Regions from separate parts of the Homo sapiens genome. Here regions 2 and 3 are each linked to region 1. A link is a loop called in an ENCODE intact Hi-C map of the cell type or tissue named here. Cell type or tissue: dorsolateral prefrontal cortex. All regions are shown on one strand. Region 1 overlaps LOC107987108 (a long non-coding RNA gene). Region 2 overlaps LOC107987108 (a long non-coding RNA gene). Region 3 overlaps LOC107987108 (a long non-coding RNA gene).

What was found. Peaks named below come from ENCODE experiments on the same cell type or tissue, not always from the same donor. Only the 100,000 strongest peaks of a DNase experiment are listed, where the experiment ranks them.
Region 2: it touches region 1 in a loop (5-fold over the local background); 3 of 110 quality-filtered maps call a loop at or near these places.
Region 3: a loop joins it to region 1, with 2.5 times the contacts of the local background. A loop is called at or near these places in 4 of 110 quality-filtered maps.

What each region holds. Positions count from the first base shown.
Region 1 is chr9:106,285,181-106,287,680 of GRCh38, reverse strand. All of the region lies in intron 3 of LOC107987108 (a long non-coding RNA gene), which reads right to left. Among named protein-coding and RNA genes, the nearest start is that of MIR8081, 310 kb to the left of the region's middle. In dorsolateral prefrontal cortex, a CTCF peak has its summit at 1,231; a DNase peak (open chromatin) is centred at 1,199; H3K4me3 peaks cover 1,291 bases; H3K27ac peaks cover 1,525 bases.
Region 2 is chr9:105,957,479-105,959,978 of GRCh38, reverse strand. All of the region lies in intron 2 of LOC107987108 (a long non-coding RNA gene), which reads right to left. Among named protein-coding and RNA genes, the nearest start is that of TMEM38B, 260 kb to the right of the region's middle. RefSeq lists an enhancer at 1,638-2,193. In dorsolateral prefrontal cortex, CTCF peaks have their summits at 1,017 and 1,222 (motif pointing left); no DNase peak of the experiment used is centred here.
Region 3 is chr9:105,963,727-105,966,226 of GRCh38, reverse strand. All of the region lies in intron 2 of LOC107987108 (a long non-coding RNA gene), which reads right to left. Among named protein-coding and RNA genes, the nearest start is that of TMEM38B, 270 kb to the right of the region's middle. In dorsolateral prefrontal cortex, no CTCF peak of the experiment used is centred here; no DNase peak of the experiment used is centred here; H3K27ac peaks cover 1,072 bases.

The sequences.
Region 1 (2,500 bases):
TGGGGTGACTGAAGAACAAGGTCCAGCTGCCAATGGGTGTTTTCCCTAGGGTTTCTGAATCAGCCACATGCCCTAACCTTGAGGACAACATTGTTTATTCCTGGTGGAAAGATAAGCCAGCCAGCCCCGGCCCCACCCCCCAAGCAAAGCAGAGTGGGCATTGCCGGTGAACAAAGAAAGAGTGCTGTACAGCAACAAGCATTTGGTTTTGATTAGAGGATATTCAGGGACTGTGCAAGTTCTATTAAAATAAGCACAAAACCATTTTAAAGGGCTTTTTCTTTTCTTTCTCTTTCCCCCCTCGGTTTATATTGTTAATCTTTCTTCCTGGACGGCTCCTCACAAATGCCTTTTGTTTTCTTGTGTGATTCTACGTGCCAGGACTCTAAGAAGGGAAGACGAGGTCCTGTTCTGGCATGCTTTCAAGTCTCTTCCATAGGAGATGAAGGCTTGTTGCTGTGCCTTCAAGGGTATAAATTTAGAGGCCGCCAAACCGTCCGGAGGTAATTCAAATGCTGGTAAATGTTGGAATCCACCCTGGCCCCTGCTCATGTGAATACCCTGGCACTAACCCCACTCAGAGGAAACGAAACCAATTTGGGAAAGCGAAGAGAGAATAAACATGCAATTAAAATGGCCACTTCTCCTGGTTTCTTCCTTTAGTTCTTTTTTTAACACTGCATCCCATTCTATAATCTGATGATGAAATGGGCCTGGTTAATTATAACAACATACAAAAGATCGCTGTCTTTTCCCCACAGTGACTATGCTAGCTTTGAATTTCTTTTTTTTTTTTTTTTTTTTTTTTTTTTTTTGGTGAGGGGTATGAGCAAGGGGGAGAGAGGTGGATAAACTTCAAGTAAAGCCGTCATTTTGGAAGAGCCACTATTTTTATACTGTTTGCAAACCCTTCACCAGAGTGAACATTACAGAAACGGCACTTCCCTTTCCATTTATCTATCTTCCTCCTTTATACATAGATAGACAAATAAAAATGAATCTTTCCAGAGGCAGCATGCATGCCACTTCTATATATTCTTCAGATGGCTTATTTTTATTCAGCTTAAAGCATAACCTATCATTTTTATTCAAGATTCCATCCAGCCTCTCTCTCTCTCTCCAAGCAAGTCTTCAAGAAGCCCTGCTGCCCTGCTTTGTTCCAGAGACTCTGCTAAAGGCCAAAAGATGGAGATAGCACACCCATCTGGTTTGTTTTCACATCCTCAGAGAAGGGGTTGAGAGAGCCCCCTCCAGTGGAAGGAACAAGGTGGTTGGGAATCAGCATTACCAATCTTCTCTTTGTTTGTTTGTGATTAGCTTCTTGTGCTCATCTCAGAAAGACTCTCAATATCCATGGGGAAATAATACCACAAAAGGAAGCTCACCCAGCAAATGGGAGAATGGTTGTCAGTACTTTGAAATCCTTACACTGAAAGATTCAATTTTGGTGTCAAAAAAAAATAAGCATCTCACTTCTCCCTTCATCCTTTTTTCCTATTCCCCTTTCCCCCTCTACTTAATTCTACACAGTGTGTGAATTTTATATGCATCAACCTGAAAGCATCTGCTAGAAAATAACAGCCAACCTGTATATGAAATAGGAATAGATTCCGTGTCAGAGCAAAATTAAGACCTTGACTCCTCATCGTTTTCATAATCTTAACATCATGTTTGGTGAATAAATACCACAGGAATACGAAATAGCAGTTGAGGAAAAAAATGAATATTGAAATTTTTAAAATGGCCAGTGTCCAAAATAGTAATATTCACAGGGAAGTGTTTTGACATCTGAGATCACCTCCATTTTCTTTACAGCTGAGCATGCTTGATTTGGTAGGACTGATTTGAACAGACACATTATTACAATGGATTTCAAATGGCTCTCCTCTTTTTTACCCCCTCAATTTCTACAATTACCCATCACTCCAATTTCAGAAGAAAAGCTTAAAGCACAAAATTTAAAGTCAGATGATCTGGGGCTAGAATCCTTGTTTTGTCACTCTCCAAATGAGTAGATTTGGGAACCTGAATTAATCATTCTGAGCTTCGGTTGACAGCTATAAAGTTGGGGAAAACTAACAGACCCATTCTTACAGAGTAGTAGTCAGTGTTTAATAATAATATATATTTTTAGATGACTTATAAAGTCATGATAATTATTATAGCTAATACTTATTGCACACTTAAAAATGTATCACTCATAGTTTTGACAGTTTCACACATATTAGCTTATTCACTATGAGATAGGGTTATTGGGAAAATTAAATAAGTTAATTCATGTAAATGAAGTAATACATTTAGGCCTAGCACATGGTAATGGAATTATTATTAGGCCTTTTACACAGATGAGGAAACTGAGGCAAAGGGAGGTTAAGTGACTTACTCAATATTTCAGATTTAGGAAACAGAAGAACCAATATTCTAACAGACCAGGCTGGCCCCAAAGCCTATAATTGTAATCACTGTACTATATGTTCAAGCTCTTTGAGCTCTTTATAAA
Region 2 (2,500 bases), 330 kb after region 1:
TCAGCAAAAATCTTGGCATGTTGTATACAACCCAGTGCTGGGGTGATGCATAGCAAGTAAAGAATAATAACGGTGATTATTTGCTATAAATAAACTCTCAACCTCATTAGTGAATGTTCACTTGCAGACATTTACTCGCATCAAAATGATTTCCTTATGTTACAAGCCACCCCTCAAAGTTTCCTTCTCTACAACTACGCTCCAGCTCCAGAAATCACAACTCAAATTTTATGGTGCTCAGTCATGCTGAGATGTCTCAAGAGACACAAAAACAACACTGGAGTTACAAGTTAATTCTTCCTGCTGGGTTAATAATTAGGTAAAACCAGTTTGAGGCAAAGGGAAATCAGTGTGTGTGGAGTTCAGAATGAATTAGTGGGGAAAGAGGCAAAATAAGGAATTACAGAGTAGGAATATAACTGCCTCTCCTCTTCTGAAGTGGTGCACTGGGCGGGAAAGGGGAGAGGACAAGGAGAGCCATTCTGGAGCCTGAAGTTATAATCAGCAAAGAATCCCTAAACTCAGAATCAGATCCTTGTCTGTGAGGAGGCTTTTTAGTTAATCAACATGAATAACACTTCTGTTTATTGGTGAGACAAAGACTTAAAACTTGATAAATTATAAAATGTCTCTCCTCTTAGCACTTCTGCTGGCAGCCTGGCTCATGTTAACTTTTATTTTATACCAAAGCATCCTCCCATTAACTCAGCATTTTCCCTCAAATTTGTATAGCAAAGAGAAACTCCACATCTCATCTATTCATTTTGTTAGGATGTCTGCAACACCCAGTCAATATGCACCAATCAATATGCACACTACCCATAATGCCAACTGACAACCCTGGGAAACACATGAATAAGGAAAAGAGAAGCTGACAATTTCCCTGCTCATTGGCACAAAAATGCACTGCCATATTTTATGTCTTTCAATAGAGAGGTACGTGGGTGAGGCCATAAATGGCCCATGACTTTGTTACTAGGAAAGAAACCAGTGGAGGTGGGAATATTCCATGTATTTGGACAAAACTGTATCAATGTTACTAGAAATAAAGACGCTCTCATCCATTGTACTCCCCTGTAGAGACCTGGACATATACCCAAAAGCATTTAGTGTAGTTAAGTCTCAAATATACCGAAGCCAAGATTAAGTTTTAAACGACTAAAATGACACAGCTTTGTTGATCATGCTACTGGTGCCACCTACAGCCTATTAACTTGTGAGGTCAGCACTCAAGTGTTCACACAACTCTGAGCTTTTTACTCTGCTTTCTACAAGGAGAGCTCCTGATCTCATCCAAATAATACAAGCCTTTTCCATCCATCCCTTTCCCTAGGACTTGAAAATCTTAGCATAGGCTGGGCACAGTGGCTCACATCTGTAATCCCAGCTTTTTGGGAGGCTGAGGCGAGTGGATCACCTAAGGTCAGGAGTTCAAGACTAGCCTGGCCAATATGGTGAAACCCCATATCTACTAAAAATACAAAAATTTTCTGGGCATGGTGGTGCACACCTGTAATCCCAGCTGCTTGGGAGGTTGAGGCAGGAGAACCACTTGAACCTGGGAGGTGGAGGTTGCAGTGAGCCGAGATTGCACCATTGCACTCCAACCTGGGCAACAAGAGCAAAACTCCATCTCAAAAAAAAAAAAAAAAAAAAAGAAAGAAAAGAAGAAAAAGAAAAAAAAAACAAAATCTTAGTGCAAGGAATTAAGGAATCACAAAAGTCCCAATTGCAGAGAGAAAATTAAATGGGCTTGAAGTCAGATGAGCTGTTTGAACTTCAAAATTGCCCTTACTAACTGTGTGCTATAGTTTGGATAATGTTTGTCCCTCAAACCTCATGATGAAATCTGATCCCCAGTACTGGAATGGGGCCTAATGGGAGGTGTTTGGGTCACATACCTCATGAATGGCTTGGTGCTGTTTTCATGGTAATGAGTGAGTCCTCACTCTATTAGTTCCCACAGAAGCTGGTTGTTAAAAAGAGCCTGTTACCTCCCCTTCTCTTGCTTCCTCTTTCACCAGGTGATCTCTGCACACACTGACTCCCCTTTGCCTTAGGCCACGAGAGGAAGCAGCCTGAAACCCTCACCAGAAGCCAATGCCAGTACTATGCTTCTTGCACCATCTGCAGAACCATAAACCAAATAAACCTCTTTTCTTTATGAATTACCCAGCCATGGATATTCCTTAATAGCAACAACAACAACAAAAAATGGACTCACACTGTGGGACCTTGGGCAAATTACCAAAGTAACTTGGGTAAAGTTACTCTATTTTCACTTATAAAATAGGAATAATGATATCTGCTTTCCAGGGTTGCTGTAAGGATTAGAGAAATACATGTTAAGTGTCTAACATATAATAAGGCTCAATAAGTAAGTTATATTTTTCTGGAAAGACAAGTCATATGAGCTTGACATATAATTTCTCCAGCCTTGCTCTCTGCTCTTCCCTATGTTTTGATCATCTCAGGACCATAGGAAAGGCCAGGATCCAGA
Region 3 (2,500 bases), 320 kb after region 1:
ATGGGATTAGACTACAGCCCTGAACTCTCCTTACAACATAGATATCTGGTAGTACTCTTAATTATCTTGGTGTCAAATCCCAGCAAGTCATCTCCCAGCTTTATGGATAACAACCCCAACTAGAAATTTGAAGAGAACATGGTCATTGATACTCAATGGATATTACTACATTCAAAACACAACAAATCCATAAATGTACATACATAGACAACTCATATGTCCAAAAGAAAAAAAAAGATATGTACTGCTAAATCCTCAAAATAGAGCATAATTTTTAAAGAAAGTTTGTTATAAAACAACATTTGGTATTTCCCCTATAAAACTGAGTGGTCTCCATTTAATGAGACATGATTTTTTTTTTTTACAAGATTTACCTTACTCAGGATATGAAGAGTTAATAACTGGGTCCACCAGTTTCATAAGAAAAGAAGTCAGGACTCATGCCAGTTTAACATCATTTCAGGCAGCGTAATAATACCCTTCCCTGTTCTGTGTTCAGGAAAGGGAAAACAGAGACATTGAGAGTGATACTGGAGTCCTTCCTTGTTTTATTTGGCCACAGTTCCTCAGCAGCTATTGTTTCCTGTGTGTTCAAGCACAAGTTGCTATAATCAATGGAAGAAAATGTAAAGACAAAGAGTGGCATGAGAGATAACTAAATTCTACTGAGTGCCTACCGTGTGTCAGGCACAGTTGATTATCTGTTTCAGTTCTTATAGATATCTTGTGAAGTACATTCGCATTCAAATACCCATTTTACAGATGATGAAACTGAAACTCTAACACTTGCCCAGGATGGTATAGCTGGTAGTCGGTGTAATAGCAAATAAACTCAGATCCATCCCATCTGATTCTAAATCCCATGTTCCAGAAGACTATACAGCAATGGTGTTCAAACTGTTCGTCAGTGTTTTAGGGGTTCTGTCAATGTTTCATTTAAACTGTTTTCCTCAAAATACATTTTAAAATATCTTTTAAAAATATAATTTTTAAAAGGTACATTCAGCCGGGCATGGTGGCTCACACCTGTAATCCCAGCACTTTGGGAGGCAAAGGTGGGTGGATCACCTGAGGTCAGGAGTTCTAGACCAGCCTGGCCAACATGGAGAAACCCTGTCTCTACTAAAAAATACAAAAAATTAGCTGAGCGTGGTGGTGGGCACCTGTAATCCCAACTACTCAGAAGGCTGAGGCAGGAGAATCACTTGAACCTGAGAGGCAGAGGTTGCGGTGAGCTAAGATCACACCATTGCACTCCAACCTGGGCAAGATGGGCAGGACTCCATCTCAAAATAAATAAATAAATAAATAAATAAATAAATAAATAAATAAATAAAGACAGACAGACAAAGAAAAAAGGTACATTCAAGTGTCCTGTATTCAATGTTCCTTTTGGAGACTACCAGGATATTAACTTGTTTCCTCACTGACTGTGTAAAATACTGCTTTTACAACATTCAACATTTCATATGTTGAATTTTGCATAGAATTTGCATAGGCTAAAAGACAAGTGTGAAAATCCTTGCTCTAGGGCATGCATTCTCAGTAGGGGCCAATATAACTACCAAGGGGATGAAATTTGGTTCTTGAAGGCCAAAAACCTTAGATATTATCATGGTTTGCTCCCTGCTTCCCAAAGGTCATAGTACATAAAGAGGTATCCAGTATTTCTGTGGGATTAAAATTTCACAGGGGAGGGGATTAGCAAAAAAAATGTCTTAAAAGGCTGTTTATGAGGGAGATAATGAAAAAAAGGTTGAGAAACACTGCTCTAGAGTATTAAGAATTTCAGGGAATTTGAAACAGAGAAGAAGGATAGCTTGGTCCTCACTAGGCCTGAGCAGCCCACCTACTTGCATTATAATCCTTTGGGGAGTTCTCCTTGGATGCTGTCCATTGTTAACAAGCCTGGCTTGTTTGGAACCTTAGAATTTTCTATCTGTAAAATGGTTTTACAAGCTCCAATCCTTCTGTTTCTGAGATGAGATTTAGCAACCTGAGCCAGGCCCCTCATCATATAGAAGGAAAAAGTGAGGTCTGGAAAAGCAAAGCATTTGCCCAAGGACATAGAACTGTTGGTGCCAATTGAAACTTAAACCTAGAACAGTACCTTACATAGGGTAGGTGCTCAAAAAGTCTTTTGTCAGATGAGTGAGTAAAGGGACAAATGACTTCAATTTAACCAGGAGATTTAACTGGGAAGATCGGATATAAGAATATTTTAAACCAACTCTATGCCACTAACTGACAGGGAGAAAGAGGGGAAAAAGAAAACCACTGACTAAATAAATTTCCCCAGTGGTTAGGCCTCTAGGAGTCACGTCACACATCATAGCCCCAGCTGAAACAGAACAGTACTGGGAGACAATGCAAGTGAGTTCTTCCTCTGGCTGACCCAACCACAGATCTTTCCTTTGTTTGTTTGTTTTCCTTTCTTTAAAGCTCTTACAATACTCCTAGCATAGTACCATCTGCTGAAGCGGGATGAACAGGTACCTTT